Linked DNA regions of Homo sapiens: region 2 is linked to region 1. A link is a loop called in an ENCODE intact Hi-C map of the cell type or tissue named here. Cell type or tissue: HepG2. All regions are shown on one strand.

Evidence for each region. Hi-C counts contacts between places; a loop is a spot of excess contacts. Peaks named below come from ENCODE experiments on the same cell type or tissue, not always from the same donor. Only the 100,000 strongest peaks of a DNase experiment are listed, where the experiment ranks them.
Region 2: it touches region 1 in a loop (8-fold over the local background); 5 of 110 quality-filtered maps call a loop at or near these places.

The regions. Positions count from the first base shown.
Region 1 is chr1:229,127,103-229,135,102 of GRCh38, forward strand. All of the region lies in intron 1 of LINC02815 (long intergenic non-protein coding RNA 2815), which reads right to left. Among named protein-coding and RNA genes, the nearest start is that of LINC02815, 24 kb to the right of the region's middle. RefSeq lists an enhancer at 2,920-3,214. In HepG2, no CTCF peak of the experiment used is centred here; DNase peaks (open chromatin) are centred at 3,199 and 4,619.
Region 2 is chr1:229,216,699-229,224,698 of GRCh38, forward strand. No RefSeq gene overlaps it. Among named protein-coding and RNA genes, the nearest start is that of TMEM78, 29 kb to the right of the region's middle. RefSeq lists enhancers at 4,242-4,743, 4,744-5,243. In HepG2, a CTCF peak has its summit at 1,332 (motif pointing right); DNase peaks (open chromatin) are centred at 1,273, 4,673, 5,043 and 7,003; H3K4me3 peaks cover 956 bases.

The sequences.
Region 1 (8,000 bases):
TTCTGATACCTGTATGCCGTGTGTGATGATCAAGTCAGGGTAATTGGGATATCCCTCAGCTCAGACATTTATCCTTTCTTTGTGATGGGAACATTATAATTCTTCTCTTCTAGTCACTTTGAAATTTACAATAAACAACTGTTAACTGTAATTTTCCTATTGTACTATCAAATACAATGAACATAGTTCTTAATGACAGACATCAGAACTTAGAAGTTTTCAAGATGGGAGCAGAACAAGTTTTGATCAAATGTACACATTCTTAACTTGTGAACTGACCACCCCAATCAAAACAGATTTGAGCAGCACTCTGAGAGAGGACACGTTGGAAACCACAAAGGAAGTGGCTAGTGGGAAGGTGCAGGGATGGGGAAGCCCCAGGAGGCCTGGAGCCAGCCCTCAAACTCAGAGCCACAGCCAAGCGGACTACAGACAGCCATTCTGTTGCTGGAGGCATCAAAGCCTTGTATGAAAGAGGTCCAGTTCTGATGCCCACACTATCCACAAATGTTAATTCTTCTCAGTGAACCCCAAAGCAAACTTGTGAACAATGAGGGAAGCCTTCAATTAAACTTTTAAGCATTCTTGAACCTCCCCTCTGCAAATACTTATTTGTGTTATGGGTAAGTTTTGAGTTACAGATTGTCGACATGGGGGATGGATTCAAATGATTCAGCTACATTTCAAAAATTCTCAAGCTAGAGATCAAGTTTGAAATGAGTATGGATCTAGAAGAAGCTGAGAAAACAATTCTAGGAGATTTAGACGAACCAAAATGTATTTCTTCTCCCCAGTCCTAAACTAGTCCATGTTTTTGTTCTAAGTGGCCTGCTGTACTTTTGTAAAACAAAAAGACCACCCAAATCTCTAGTATTCTGCGGCCTATATAATCAGTGGGCAGAGTGAATTTTCCTTCCTTGCCATGGACCAAGAAGAGCCTCATACACCCAACTGTGGCCTCACCAGATTGTTTTTAGCCTGATGATGAGCCTCTATTAAACCCAGAATTTCTTTGTCCCAAAGAAGGGTCATGTGTGTTTAACAGACATAAAATCTGCACTAAGTGGGAGTCCTGGGCCAGCCTGCTGCGGCCTGTGCATGGTGAGAGGGAATCCTGCATAGCCCATCTGCTGCAGAAGAAGTTTCCAGAGAGGAAGAGAGGCCACCCAGAGACAGAAGCTCGTCCTCCCACGTCTCTCTAAATGAACCTGGTTTCTGCTTTCCCCGGCTGCTCCCAGAACCATTCAGATCTCCCCTTACCCTCTATTTTGCTATTGACTTGTAGAGACAAGGCCCACTTGGGCCTGCTTAAAATAGAACTCCCTGCGCTGGAGCCAGTTCTATATCAGTGAGTGTGCGTGTATGCTGATTTTCTTTGTCCTCTTTATAAATGAAAAAACTAAAGGTAATTACAATAAGAGCTTTGTTTTTTTAAAATTAAGCTCTTAATAAGTATCATGAACTAGTCTTTTTTTTTTTTTTTTTTTTTTTTTAGACGAAGTCTTGCTCTGTTGCCAGGCTGGAGTGCAGTGGCGTGATCTTGGCTCGCTACAAACTCCACCTCCTGGGTTCAAGTGATTCTCCTGCCTCAGCCTCTCGAGTAGCTGGAACTACAGGTGCCCGCCACCACACCCAGCTAATTTTTGTATTTTTAGTAGAGACGGGGTTTCACCGTGTTAGCCAGATGGTCTTAATCTCTTGACCTCGTGACCCGCCCGCCTCAGCCTCCCAAAGTGCTGGGATTATAGGCATGAGCCACCGCACCTGGCCTCTCAGTTTTATAAGCATTACCTTATTTGAACTTCACAAACAACCTGAGTGGTTATGAGCTGAGTATTGTTGCTATTATTAATCTATAAATGAGGAAACTGAAGCTCAGAGAGGCTTATTTACTCCCCCAACGCCACACAGCTAGTAAGTGATGGAGCCCAGATTAAAACTACTCAGTCTGACTCCAAAGTCTCTCCGTCTCCCTCATTCTCTACCCGTCCACACCACGGTAAGCTAGTTATCTAAAGGTACAAACAGGAGTTTTAACTTTTACTTTTACTCGTGAAAAATAAACCCCAGGAAATTTGAGCCATAAAAGCATCAGACCGACCCTTGGATTGTTCTGCAAAATCAATGCAGAGAAAGCAGAAAGGCTTTCATTGAACCGTGTAGCTAAAAATAAAAGACCCAACGAGCAAAGATTCCCTAGTGCTGGGCAGGAGAGGGGATCAGGGAAGTAGAAGAGAGAGGCAGCCTCTGAAGGGGCTCCCACACAAGTGCAGGGCGGCAGCACCTTAGCCGCAGAGCCCCGGGTGCTCTTCTTCCTGCCGGGACACCTGAGCCCACGTTCTCCTCTGCTGCTTGCCTCTTAGCACTCAAGCTGAGGTGTCGAGACCACATCCCAGAGGGCAAATGGCAGACAGTTAAGGAGCTGAGCAGCCAGCTGGGGTTGCTTCTTCGTCCCCAGAAGCCCCGCCAGCAACTTCTGTAGACCTGCCCATGGCCAGGACCTCGTCACAAAGCCTCCTCTGGATGGGGGGCCAGCCTCTTGCAGCTGCCCACCCAACCAGGGTGCTCGTAGGTGTCAGGCAGGACTCAGCAGCAGAGAGACAAGTCTTTCTGAAAGCAGAAAGGGAGTGCTCATGGGGAATTACATGACTCCCGGAATCATTAGGAGGCAGGTTCGCTTCCCAAAGCCACGCCACAGGGCTGGATGCGGAAGGACCTGCCTTCTGCTACAATTAGGGAGGCCCCAGTCACACCGGGAAGCCAGGGCTAAAACTGCAATGCTTTTTCTAGGAGCTCTGCCCCTACATGGGTGCGTCCCTCCCTGCCTCTGTCTCTCAGCTTAACCCTGCCTCAAATTTAGTCTCGTGACAGAAAAAATGGGACTAATCTGATTGGCAGAACCCACATCACATCCAGAATCCTAGCGCAAAGGTGCTGGGAAGCGCAGACTTGCTTTCCAGCTGTTGCAGAACTAATGGCACAGAGGAGGAAGCTGGGGTGGATGCCACACACGCCCATCAGCCACGAGTTAGCAAAGGAAGCAGAGACCTATTTCCAGGGGACTTTGGCTTCTGAGCTGCTGGTGGTGGGGGAAGGGAAAGGGAAGGGCACTGGGGTGAAAACAACCCTTCTTGCTTTCCTGTGCAGAGGACTCAGGATGTGGTTGGTGAGCCCATCATCTGGGGAGACGCATGAAGGGGAAAGGGGGAAAGAAAGCTTCAAAAGAAACATGGCTGAAGGGTTCCCGTCCTGGAGAAGAAGGGGTGGTGCTGGCCGTGACACTTACCCTATTGCCTCACAGACCTGGAGCGATTGACCTCTCTTGTGCACACCAGGGAGTGGGAGGGACAGGGGGATGAGGACATAGGCCTGCCTTGAAGAGCTTGCACCCTAATGAGAAAGCTAGAGCTGAGAAGCGCAAAGACAGGATGGAACAGGCAGGGTCCTTACAGTGCTACAGATGGGTAAGCTGAGGCCTGGGGGGTGACCACCTGCCTGGCATCCCCTGTGCCAACCTCCACCCCCCAGCAGGCTACTTCCATAGCGATCCAGGCTTCAGAGCATCTCAGGTTCCAGAGAGGCTCCAAAACGCACCAACTCAAAGTCTGTTTTACTGGAAATGTTCATGAAAATCTATTCCATTACTATTTAGATTATCAAGGCACACCACAGGGTGAAGTTTAACATGCAGCAAAACTTTTCTCAAGCCTCTTTTTCCAGCTCTCTCACTGATTCTCCAAAACTTCTCTCTTACTCTCTGCTCCCAGCAAAGCCTTGCCTCCTGGCAGCCCATGTGGGTGCCTGATTTTCTTCTGCTTCTTTTATTTAACCTCTACTCTTAATTCTCTCCTGCAAGGAAGTCTCTGATTCTTCTTCTGTAATTCCCAGCTGTCTCCCCACCACTTGCCTGCTTGAATCTCCATTTCTCTTTCTCTCTCTCCCTTGCCCTGATTCTAAATTGTAAAAGCCCAGAAATGGAGCTGGCAAAGATAGAATCCACTTTCGTCGGTGAAGGGCAGAGAGGTTATGAAGGCTCCTATTGCAAGCAATCATGGTCTCTGTTCACTCCCATAGCAAAGAGAGGAAACGTGAATCTCCTTCTCTCGAGCAGGTAGCTTGGCGTTCATTACCCTTCTTAGGAGCACTCCATAAATGTCTGAATCTCAGCAAATGTGGCCCCCCACCTCCTCCCCATCTCTGCCCTTGAACACTTGGAAGATCTTTAGAACCTGTCATCACTTGCCCAGGTTCATGGCAAAAGCAGACCTAAGTTGGAAACACCTGGCTCTCAGCCTCTCCACCTTCACCCCTGGCTTCTTCTGCTGTCAAACTCCTCTGAGTTTTTAAGTACAAAATGTGACACTTTCTGGTGTTGACCAAGCTGGAAACCAGCAGGTGCCCACATCTTAGACTACCCCTGCCCTCAACAGCAGCTTACATACTTAGAGTTTATTAAATCTGTTTACCACTACTCTGCACCTTAGCACAAGCATTAGTTAATCCCCTGTTTGGAGATCAAACCCAAGAAACATTTAAATATGATCTCCTGCCCAGTGTGGCAAACAAATCATTTCCATCATGGAAAAAAACCAGGGAGGAAAACAATGGTGCATTGAAACCAGTTATGCAACACAATCCTCAGTGATCAAAGTCCTCTGGTTTTCAATTAACGCAGGACATTCAGAGGAAGAGGGCTGCCTGCTTATTGATTAGTTGATTGTTTATGAAATGAAGAAACCTCATCTTTTCTCTATATTCTACTACTGGCTAGGGGCCTGGGAAGTGAAAATTGCCACCAGCACCATCCTGCAAAGCAGAGAACATTCCATTTACTCCTCCTTGCTTCCTGGGTGCCAGCACCCCCATCTTACCCAAGCTAGACCCTAAGGAACCTCTAGTTTCTCCTTCCCCTCACCTCCTCATGTAATTTCTCCCCAAATAACATCACATTTGCCTGAGCTCTGCCTCTCAGATCCCTGCTCTCCTTTACTCCTGTCTCTTCATTACTCCTTTCTCACCAAGACAGTAACAGCAGCTTCCATCCTTGTCTCTTTCCTGTCAACCTATGTGACTGCTAATGCTATTCAACTTTCTACATCTTAGATTGGGTTCTAACTGTCCTTTGACACAAGCCTTCCTTTGAGATGTGATTGAAAGTGATGTCTGTTACTTCTGGCAGAGCCTCAAGGGCCTGTACTCGCTTTGCCATGATCCTTTTTCCCTCTGCCATTGTGACTGACCATGTTCCTGATGAGGCTGCCACATGAGCCTGAGGAACAGAGTGGTACCACCCCACAAGGTCCACATAGCACAAGTGAACTACAATGCTTTATTTCAGTAACGCCACCCGTGTCTTGGAGCTCTATGCCCTGAGTGATTCAGGAGGTGGAGAACAGCTCTGGTTGCTTCCTTCTTTAAAGAATATCATTACTTTCCCAAGCTAATGCATGAATTAGAATCTAAAATATAGGTCAGGCACAGTGGCTCATGCCTATAATACCAGCACTTTGGGAGGCCAAGGCGGGAGTATTGCTTGAGCCCAGGGATTCAAGACCAGCCTGGACAACACAGAAAGACACCATTTCTGTTACATAAATAAATAGATAATCTGAAAAATAAAACAGGAATGCTAAGAGGCAATGTTGTATAATAATAATTTTTGTTTAATGACTGGCCTTTGTCCCAGGCTCCTGGGAGGGCAAATCTAAATCCTTGGAATTTCCCACATAGTAGGAGTGTCTTTGTTTTTCAAGAGGCCCTGGATTGGACCACACCTGACTTTATGCTAATGAAGTGGACCATGGTGGTTCCTAGATAGCCTCAGGATGGGGCTGGTCATGCTAGAAAGACCAACCATGTGATAAGAGGGCTGGGACTTTGAGACATGGAATATCAGTCTGACTTCCCATCCTCCAGGGAGGGAGAGAGCTTTAATAATAAAGCTGTAATCAAAGGTATAGCATTTGCCCAAGTTCTGTGAGTTGTTCTAGTGAGTTATTGAACCTGAGGAAGACCATGGGCACCCCTAGATTTTTGGTTGGTCAGTCAGAAGTAGGGGTATTGTTGTTGTGGGTCATGTTCTTTAATCTTTGGGGTCTGTTCTAACTCCAGGAAGTTAGTGCCAAAATTGAATAGCAATATACCAATTGGGGTCAGAATCGCTAGAAAAATAGGTTAGGTGGTGGACTTCACTGGGACATCCAGGCAGAGGTGGTGCCTTGGAATGAGGAAGTGGAGACAGAATGATATGAATAGGTGAGATCACTTCCACTGGAGTCCAAGCTAAGTCAGCTTCTTAAATCGTTCACATTCCCACCTCCTCACAGCCAAATGAGACCATTTCCTGCCCAGAGACTGGTTTCAGCTGGGCATCAATTTCCTGAACAGGGAAACCTACCAAACTTCTCACCTCCCAGAGAAAATTGTGCCCTCACATGGAAGATGAGGAGAGCCTGCTCCTCTCATTCCAGCGGCTCTCTTCTGCTGGCATTCTTATTCTTTGCACACGTTTTACAATTCACAGTTACCGGAGGTGGCAGGTCCCAAAAGTCTCTTAATTTGTCTTCTAGAAACTTCTAAAAGCACACTCAAACATCAGGACAAAAGGGAAAAGTGTCCCCCTAGGATAGTTCACTGCTATTACATAAGTTTCAAAAATGGACTACCTAAAAGATGACTCAAACTGAAAATGTAATTCACTGATATGGTCTGTCTCTGTGTCCCCCACCAAAATCTCATCTTGAATTGTAATCCCCATGTGTTAGGGGAGGGACCTTGTGGGAGATGATTAGATCATGGGGGTGGTCCCCCCATGCTGTTCTTGCTATAGTGAGTGAGTTCTCATGAAATCTGATGGTTTTACAAGGGCTTTTCCCCCTTCACTCTGCACTTGACTCTTCTGCCGCCATATGAAGAAGGACAAGTTTGCTTCCCCTTCTGCCATGATTGTAAGTTTCCTGGGGCTTCCCCAGCCATGAGGAACTGTGAGTCAATTAAACCTCTTTCCTTGATAAATTACCCAGTCTTGGGCAGTTCCTTATAGCAGCATGAGAATGGACTAATACAGTTAATTGGAACCAGGAGGTAGTGGGGTGCTGCTATAAGGATACCCAAAAATGTGGAAGCAACTTTGGAACTGGGCAATAGGCAGAGGTTGGAAGAATTTGGAGGGCTTAGAAGAAGACAGGAAAATGTGGGAAAGTTTGGAACTTCCTAGAGACTTGTTGAATGGCTTTGACCAAAATGCTTATAGTGATATGGACAATGAAGTCCAGGTCTCAGATGGAGATGAGGAACTTGTTGGGAACTGGAATATGCTTTATTTTGCCCCTGCCTTAGAGATCTGTGAAACTTTGAACTTGAGAGAGATGATTTAGGGTATCTAGTGGAAGAAATTTCTAAGCAGCAAAGCATTCAAGATGAGGAAGAGCATAAAAGTTGGAAAATTTGCAGCCTGATGATGCAACAGAAAAGAAAAACCTGTTTTCTGGGGAAAAAGTCAAGACAGCTGCAGAAATTTGCATAAGTAACAAGGAGCCAAATGTTAATCACCAAGACAATGGGGAAAATGTCTCCAGGGCATGTCAGAGACCTTTGAGGCAGCACCTCAAATCACAGGCCCAGAGGCCTATGAGGAAAAAATGGTTTTGTGGGCTGGGCTCAGGGCCACCCTGCTGTGTGCAACCTAGGGACTTGGTGCCCTGCCTCCCAGTCAGCTCCAGCTGTGGCTAAAATGGGCCAAGGTACAGTTCAGGATGTGGCTTTAGAGGGTGCAAGCCCCAAGCCTTGGCAGCTTTCATGTGGTGTTGAGCCTGCAGGTGCACAGAAGTCCAGAATTGAGGTTTGGGAACCTCTGCCTAGATTTCAGAGGATGTATGGAAATGCTTGGATGTCCAGGCAGAAGTTTGCTTCAGGGGCAGAGCCCTCATGGAGAACCTCTGCTAGGGCAGTGCAGAAGAGAAATGTGGGGTCAGAGCCCCCACAGAGTCCCCACTGGGGCA
Region 2 (8,000 bases), 90 kb after region 1:
TACAGGCATGTGCCACCATGCCTGGCTAATTTTTGTACTTTTAGAAGAGATGGGGTTTCACCATATTGGCCAGGCTGGTCTCGAACTCCTGACCTCAGGTGAGCCGCCCGCCTCGGCCTCCCAACGTGCTGGGATTACAGGTATGAGCCACCGACCCCAGCCTGATTTTTCAACTATACAAGTGCATTATCTACCCAACAAGTAAGTGTTAGAGAAAAATAAACAAATAAGAAAGAAGTAAATGCAGTCCCTTCTGGAGAAGAGAGGAGGAAGAATTGAGACTTTGCATGGAGCCAGAAGAGGAAGCCTGGAGGTGACAGTGAAGAGGCGTCCCCCACCCAGCCACAGACAGTGACCACCAGGGAACAAAAAGAGGAAGGCTGTAGCTGTTCTGGAAACCTGATGATTCCAAAGGTGAGATGGGAGGGACCTGAGAGTGGATTTCCAACTATTTCTCTCGTGAGGCCTTGAGATAAAAGCTTTGAGTTATTTTATTAGTAGTACTATTATTACTATTATTATTGGGACCCACAGTTTGATTTTTATCTGCAGAAAAATACATTCTCTGATAGTCAGGAATTCCCTCCCCAACCTCGCCATCTGGAGCCAAACTTTCTAAACGCTATTTCCCATTCACTTCTTCCCTTCAAGAAGGCTTTATGACAAGTCAAGGCTCTGTTTCCCATTCTCCTAGTCAACTGTGAGATCCAGACCTGGGCTGAGCTCCATAAAACAAGGGGGGCTCTATCTGTTCTTGTACTTAATCTTATTCTCCATGCCCTGCAAAGTGCCTGGTACACACATGGCATTCATAAAATGCTGGTTGAACAAACAGAAGAATAACTTCAAATACCTTGCGTGCTCCTCTCTCCCACCTCATTCCCATCTTTCCCTTTACTTCGTACTCTTTATGTGAATGCCCTGATTCCTGGGTCTTTCCTTGCCAAACACATCATTTAGGGATGGTTATACCAGGTCGGCAGCAGCAGCGGCATCACCATCGTCACCTCCACCACCTCTGGATCACTCCCTTGTTGTCAGTAACATTACTTTGGATTCCTGGGAAGATCGAATGACTACCAGACCATCTCTGAGGACACCATGCCTGCTGTGTCAGTGAAGAGACCCAGGGAAGAGCAGGGGACTTTAGCAAACATGGGACTGTCACTGGGTCTAAGTAGGTGACTTAATCCTAAACCGGACTCAGTTCCTGCCTCAGCAGGGTTGACTCAGCATCGAGTCTGCACGGGACAAGCATGACCAAGACCAGCCAGGAACAACTGTCATCCTACCACTCGCCGAGACTGTGTACAAACAGTCCACTGCCTGGAGGAGGCAGTGGAGATGCTACTTCCTGAAGTCACATCTACCGACCATCTGACTCAGAATTCCCTGAGGCGCTTGTGGAAAATGCAGATCCTCAGGCTTCACCCCATACCTCCTGGAGCGGACTGCCACAGTGGAACCCCTGTGTCTGTGTTTTAAACTCCCGGGAAATTCTAACACAGACAGCTGGGAAATACACCCCAAGAAACATGTCCCTAAGAAGTCCATATCTTTTGTCATTTTTTATTTTGAGATAATTTTAAACTTTAGAGAAGAGATTCAGGAATAGTACAAAGGACTCCCGTATCCCCTTCACTCACCAATTATTGACATTTTGCCGAATTTGCTTCCTCTCTCTCCAAATACATATACATATTATTATATATATATAGTCTTATATATATATATTATATATATATAGTCAACATGAAATAATCAAAGGGATCAGAATCCAGTTTTAAAGAGTTTATTCAAGCGCAAAGCTGAGAATGGCCATTCAGGTAACTGAACAAAACAGAAATAGACCCCACAGAAACGGGGTGAGCTCTCTGAAGTTAAAAGCTGTCTTGCTTATATAGGCAAAACAAAGTTTAGTAGGACTATGACATTTTCCATACAAGGCTGGATTTATGAGTTACAACAATTTAATTAGTTACAGTTTGTTTTCTTTTCTGTATAGCTTGTTTTCCTTTCCAATTTAAAAGAGCATATAGCATCCTGTCTTTGACAATGTAACAGCATACAGTCTTTGTATGAGAGAGGAGAGGGAGAAGTTAATCTATAATGAAGATTAACAGTTAAGTTACTTCTACAGAAAGAGAAGCAGCACCCGAAACAGCAAGGTCAACTATCATTTACTGAGCCAGGCACTAAGTTTGTTAAGTGTTTTCTTTCTTTCTCCTTCCTTCATTAGTTCCTTCCTTCATCCTTTCTTCCTTCCTTCTCTCTCTCTCTTTCTTTCTACTTTTTTTTTTCTACTTTCTTTCTTTTTTTTAACTTTTTTGAGACAGGGTCTTACTCTGTTATGCAGGCTGGAGTGCAGTGGCTCCATCTGAGCTCATTGCAACCTCTGCCTCCCAGGCTCAAGCGATCCTCCCACCTCAGCCTCACGAGTAGCTGGGACTACAGGCTAAGTGTTTTCTGTACATTCTGTCATCTAGCCTTCAAAACCAAAATCACAGAGGCTATTATAAATAAATTTTTTAAAGCCCCAGACAATAACAAGTGTCGACAAAGGTGTGGAGAAAACTGGAAACCTTGTGTGTTGTTAGTGAAAATATAAAATAGTGCAGTCACTGTAGAAAACAGTATGTTAGTTCTTTAAAAAATTAAACATAGAATTACTCCATCAAGTTTGGATATCCTGAGTAGACATCCAAAGGAATTGAAAACAGGGACTTGAACACGTATTTGTACACTCATGTTTATAGCAGCATTATTCACAACAACCAAAAGGGGAAACAACCACATGTCCATCAGCAGATAAATGGATAAATAAAATTGTTATGTCCATACAATGGAATATTATTCAGCCTTTAAAAAGGACATTCTGATACATGCTACAACCTGGGTGAGTGTTAAAAACGTTATGTTAAGTGAAATAAGCTAGTCACAAAATAATAAATACTGTAAGATTCCACTTACATGAGGTACCTAGAGTAGTCAAATTCATAGAGATTCAAAGTAGAATGGTGGTTGTCAGGGACTGGGGAGAGTGGGAAATGAGGTGTTACCATTTAATGGGTACAGAGTTTCAGTTTTGGAAGACGAAGAGTTCTGTGGATGGATGATGATGATGGTTTACAATAATGTGAATGTACTTAATCCTACCGAACGGTGCACTTAGTGTGAAAATAGAAAATTTTGTGTTATAAAAATTTTGCCTTAACAAAACAAATCCCACAAGTGAGGTGCTATTATTTTGCAGCTGTAGCAACCAAGGCACAAAGATTGTGGTGCAAGTGAGAAGCAGAAAAAGCATTCTCACTGGGCAGCTGGACTTTAAAATCTGGGCCCTATCTATTATCATATACCTTATGCTATCAATCATCAGCCGTCTACCATCCACCATCTACCATTCACTGTATTCCATATGCCATTCATCATATACCACATATACCACCTGCCATATGCCATATACCATCTGCCATCCATTATCTACCATTCATCATATACCATATATCATCTCCCATCTACCATCCACCATCCATCATACACCACCCACCATATGCCATCTGTCATCTACCATCCACTATTATCCACCATATTCCATATACCATTCATCATATATCATCTACCATCTACCATCCACCATCCACCATCTACCATTCACCATGTACTATCTACCATCCACCATCTACCATATTCCATATGCCATTCATCATATACCACCTATCATCCACCATCTACCATCTGCCATCTACCATCCACCATCCTCCACCATTTACCATGCACCATCTACCATATTCCATATACCATTTACCACATACCATGTATCATCCATCATCTACCATCTACCATCTACCATCCACCATCCACCATCATGCACCATTTACGATGCACCATCTGCCATCTACCACATACCACTGCCATCTGCCATCCACCATCCATCACATACCACCCACCATCTACCATCTACCATCAATTGTCTATCATCAACCATCTATCATGTACTATCCACCATTCTTCATCTACCATCTGTCATATGCCATTCACCATCCACCATCTACCATATACCATGTACCATCCAGCATATACCATCTACTCTCTGTCATCCACCATCTACCATATACTATCAACCATCTAATATCTACCATCCACTATCTACCATATACCATCTACCATCTGCTACATACCATATGCCATCTGCTTGGTAGAAACTTCCCCTTCGGGCACTGATGAAAGCTAAGTGACCTAAAAGAGTTGGCGTGGCCTTTCCAAGGTAGCTGGTTACAATCAGAGACTAACCCTCTACCCTAATCAGTTGTAATATGGCCACAAATTAGTAGTTGTCTAACTCTATCTACAATATGAAAGGGAATTTGAACCCAGAACTTACAAAACCAAAGTAAAGTCTAAGAGTTCTTCAATTGATTCGATTCTCTGATTTCCCAGATTTCAGTGAGGAGGCAGCTGCCAGCCCTGTCATTTCCAAATTGGTTTTCCCATTGGATACATCCACCCAAGGCCCATCTGGTAGTTACTGAAATGTGTCACAGGGGCAAACAACCAAAGGAAAATAATCATCAGAAAGCAACAGAAACACAAGTGTTTCAACCCTGATGAAATAGTCTTCCCAAGGCTATTTATACTGCGTCATCTTCAAAAGGTCACCAGGCACTGGATGACTTCATCTATTTACCTTGATTGAGCACAAAGTCCATGTCCTGCTTGTGGCAGTGGCTGCCGTCCCTGCCCCACACTCACCCCCACGACAGCCATGTTCCTGCTCATGCCCACCCTCCTCCACCCCACACTCACCTAGAGGAGGAAGGGGCCAGGGAAGCCTGCCACATCTGTCAAGACAACCTCCCATGCAGGGTCACAGCAGCAGGTAGCTAGTTTAAATTGTGGTATTTACAACCAAATGAAAGAGGTAAGGAGTCAAGTGGAGATCACTGGAAAGTAAACACTGCAAAACCTCCAAAACCAGAAGCCCAGAGGCACATTTTCTTTGGCAATAGGCCAACTATTTGTTCCTTTGGCAAGTGTGGGGTTTATTTAACTAGAAAAAGAGAGCCTGATTTAATTGTGTGCATGCATGTGTGTGTACATACACACACGGAAGGGGGGTGGTAACGGGGCTCCTCCAGCTAGTCAGAGTTTCTGCTCTCTTATGTCAGAAAACAGGCCAACACTCTGAAGTCAAAGTCAATTACTGAACATGGGTGTGCTCTTCCTCTTTATTTGCATTTCTGGAAAGGAAGGGGAGAAGGGGTATAAGTAATCATTGTTAAATGTCTGCTCTGACTGGATAGACGCTAGGCCAGTGGATGTTTACAGCAACAGCCCTCTGTTAGAAACACATTTCTATTGCAGCCCCGTACACACATACACACACACACATGCATACACACACATTTACACATATAGTTCATGAAAATGATATTAACTATTACTACATGTGAGGCACTCTGCTATTTTCTATTCTATTTCTTATGTCTTTTTTTTTTTTTTTTCATTTTTTAGAGACAGGTTTTTGCTCCATCTCCCAGACTAGTGTGCAATGGTGTGATCATAGCTCACTGCAAACTCAAACTCCCGGGCTCAAGCGATCCTCCTGTCTCAGCCTCCCAAATAGGTAGGACTACATGTGTGCACTATGCACCACTACACTCAATTAATTTTTTTATTTTTTATCTTTTTTTTTTTTTGTAGCTACAGAGTCTCGCTATGTTATCCAGGCTGGTCTCAAACTCCTGGCCTCAAGAGATCTTCCCACCTCAGCCTCCCAAAGTGCTGGTGTTGCAGGTGTGCACCACTACATCCAGCCTATATCTATTTTTTTTAATTGAGATGAAGTCTCACTCTGTCACATAGACTGGAGTACAGTGGCACAATCTCAGCTCACTGCAATCTCTGCCTCCTGGGTTCAAGCAATTCTCCCAGTCAGCCTCTCAAGTAGCTGGGATTACAGGCACGTACCACCACGCCTGGCTAATTTTTTGTGTTTTTAGCAGAGACAGGGTTTCACCATGTTGGCCAGGCTACTCTCCCAACTCCTGACCTCAAGGGATCTGCCCCCTCGGCTTCCCAAAGTGCTGGGATTACAGGTGTGAGCCACCACGCCCAGCCAAATTTTTTAATTGAAGTCTAACATATATACTAAAGTTCATGAATCCCAAGTGTAGAGGTTGATGGATTTTTAAGGGCATTTTATTGTATAACCAACTTTATTAAGATATGATTTATAGGCCAGGCGCAGTGGCTCATGCCTGTAATCCTAGCACTTTGGGAGGCCAAGGTGGGCGGATCACAAGGTCAAGAGATCGAGATCATCCTGGCCTACATGGTGAAACCCCGTCTCTACTAAAAATACAAAAAATTAGCCAGGCATGGTGGCACATGCCTGTAATCCCAGCTACTTGGGAGGCTGAGGCAGAATTGCTTGAACCCAGGAGGCAGAGGTTGCAGTACGCAGAGATTGTGCCACTGCACTACAGAGTGGTGACAGAGCGAGACTCTGTCTCAAAAATATGTATATGTGATTTATATACCACAAAATTCACCCACTTAAAGTGTACACAGCTCAGTAGATTTTCGTACGTTTCCAGAGTTGTACAATTATTATCACAATCTAATTTAGAACATTTACCTCACCCCATAAAGAAACTTTATACCCAATATCTATTCTAATTTTTTTAATGTCAGTCATAATGAAATGAAATCTATTTCATTCATGGGTCAGAATTGAGAATTGTAAAATCAATGTAGCTGTTTCAATAAAATGTCTCATTTATTCCTCACAAGACCTCAAAAGCAGGTGTTAACTATGCCCAGGTCACAGAACCGAGAGGCAGAGAGACGCACAACATGTCCAAGGTCACACACTCGTAAGCAACAGAACTGAAAGTCCAAGCTGGTCCTCCAGGCACCCTTTGGAGTTCTTCCAGTGGCATTGAGACAGCAAGAGCCGCTGTCTGTCCCCTGAAGGGTGAATGCTGCAGTCACAAAAGCAGGCCGGCCCCACACATATCTTTGCAGTGCTGGGAGCCACCGCTCGTGGTCAGCAAGGTGATCTCACTGCACAAAACTGATTACAATCAGAAATGCTGCCAGACAACCTGGGCTCAGAGCTCAGCAATGAAATTCATAACTGGGCTGAGCTGGGGTGATGCTTAGCACAGCAGGATTCGGAAGATGACTTTGAGAAGCAAACTAATAACAAAAGGCCTTCAGGAAGAATGCTGCCTCGAATTCTTTTAACCTGGAACAGATGACCATATTTCAGAAGCTGCAAACCATCACATGCATATATGGATATTTTTATAGCATTAAACTATTGTTGTCAAGTGAAAATTAGAGCAATTTCAGTGACATGCATCAAAAAATCCTACAGAACAATTAATTGTACAGCATGTTATAATGAAGTGCAGATGAAAAGTTCATGTTTTCTCTCATATCCCAACCCCTCAACGGGTGGAAAGGGGTGTGTGTGTGTGCGCGCGCATGTCTGTGTGTGTTTGTGTGTAGTGTGTTTGCATATATGTATGTTTATGTATATATGGGCATGTTTGTGTGTGAGTGTGTGTAGTGTGTGTTTATGTATATGTGTTTGGTTTGTAGGTATAAGTATGTATATGCATATATTTGTATGTATGTATTTGTATGTTTTGTGTATATGTTGTATGTGTCTTTGTGCATATGCGTGTTTGTGTATATTTGTGTGCATGCTTGTATTGTGTTTGTGTATGTTTGTCTGTGTAGTATGTGTTTGTGTGTGTTTGAGTATATGAGTGTGTTTATGTTTATATGTGTGTTTGAGTGTGTGTGAGATTCTGTGTGTGTGTGTGTGTGTGCTGCAACAGCAGCCGGGGAAAGGGTTAGGATGCATGGAATGGTGAAGGTGCTGGCCAGCCTTCCACTGCACATGCTATTTAATAAGCATATCTGACTCATCCACCACTTGGCTTGTTGGGTGGTAGAGGAGAGTGGAGGTCATTAGGAGAGGAAAG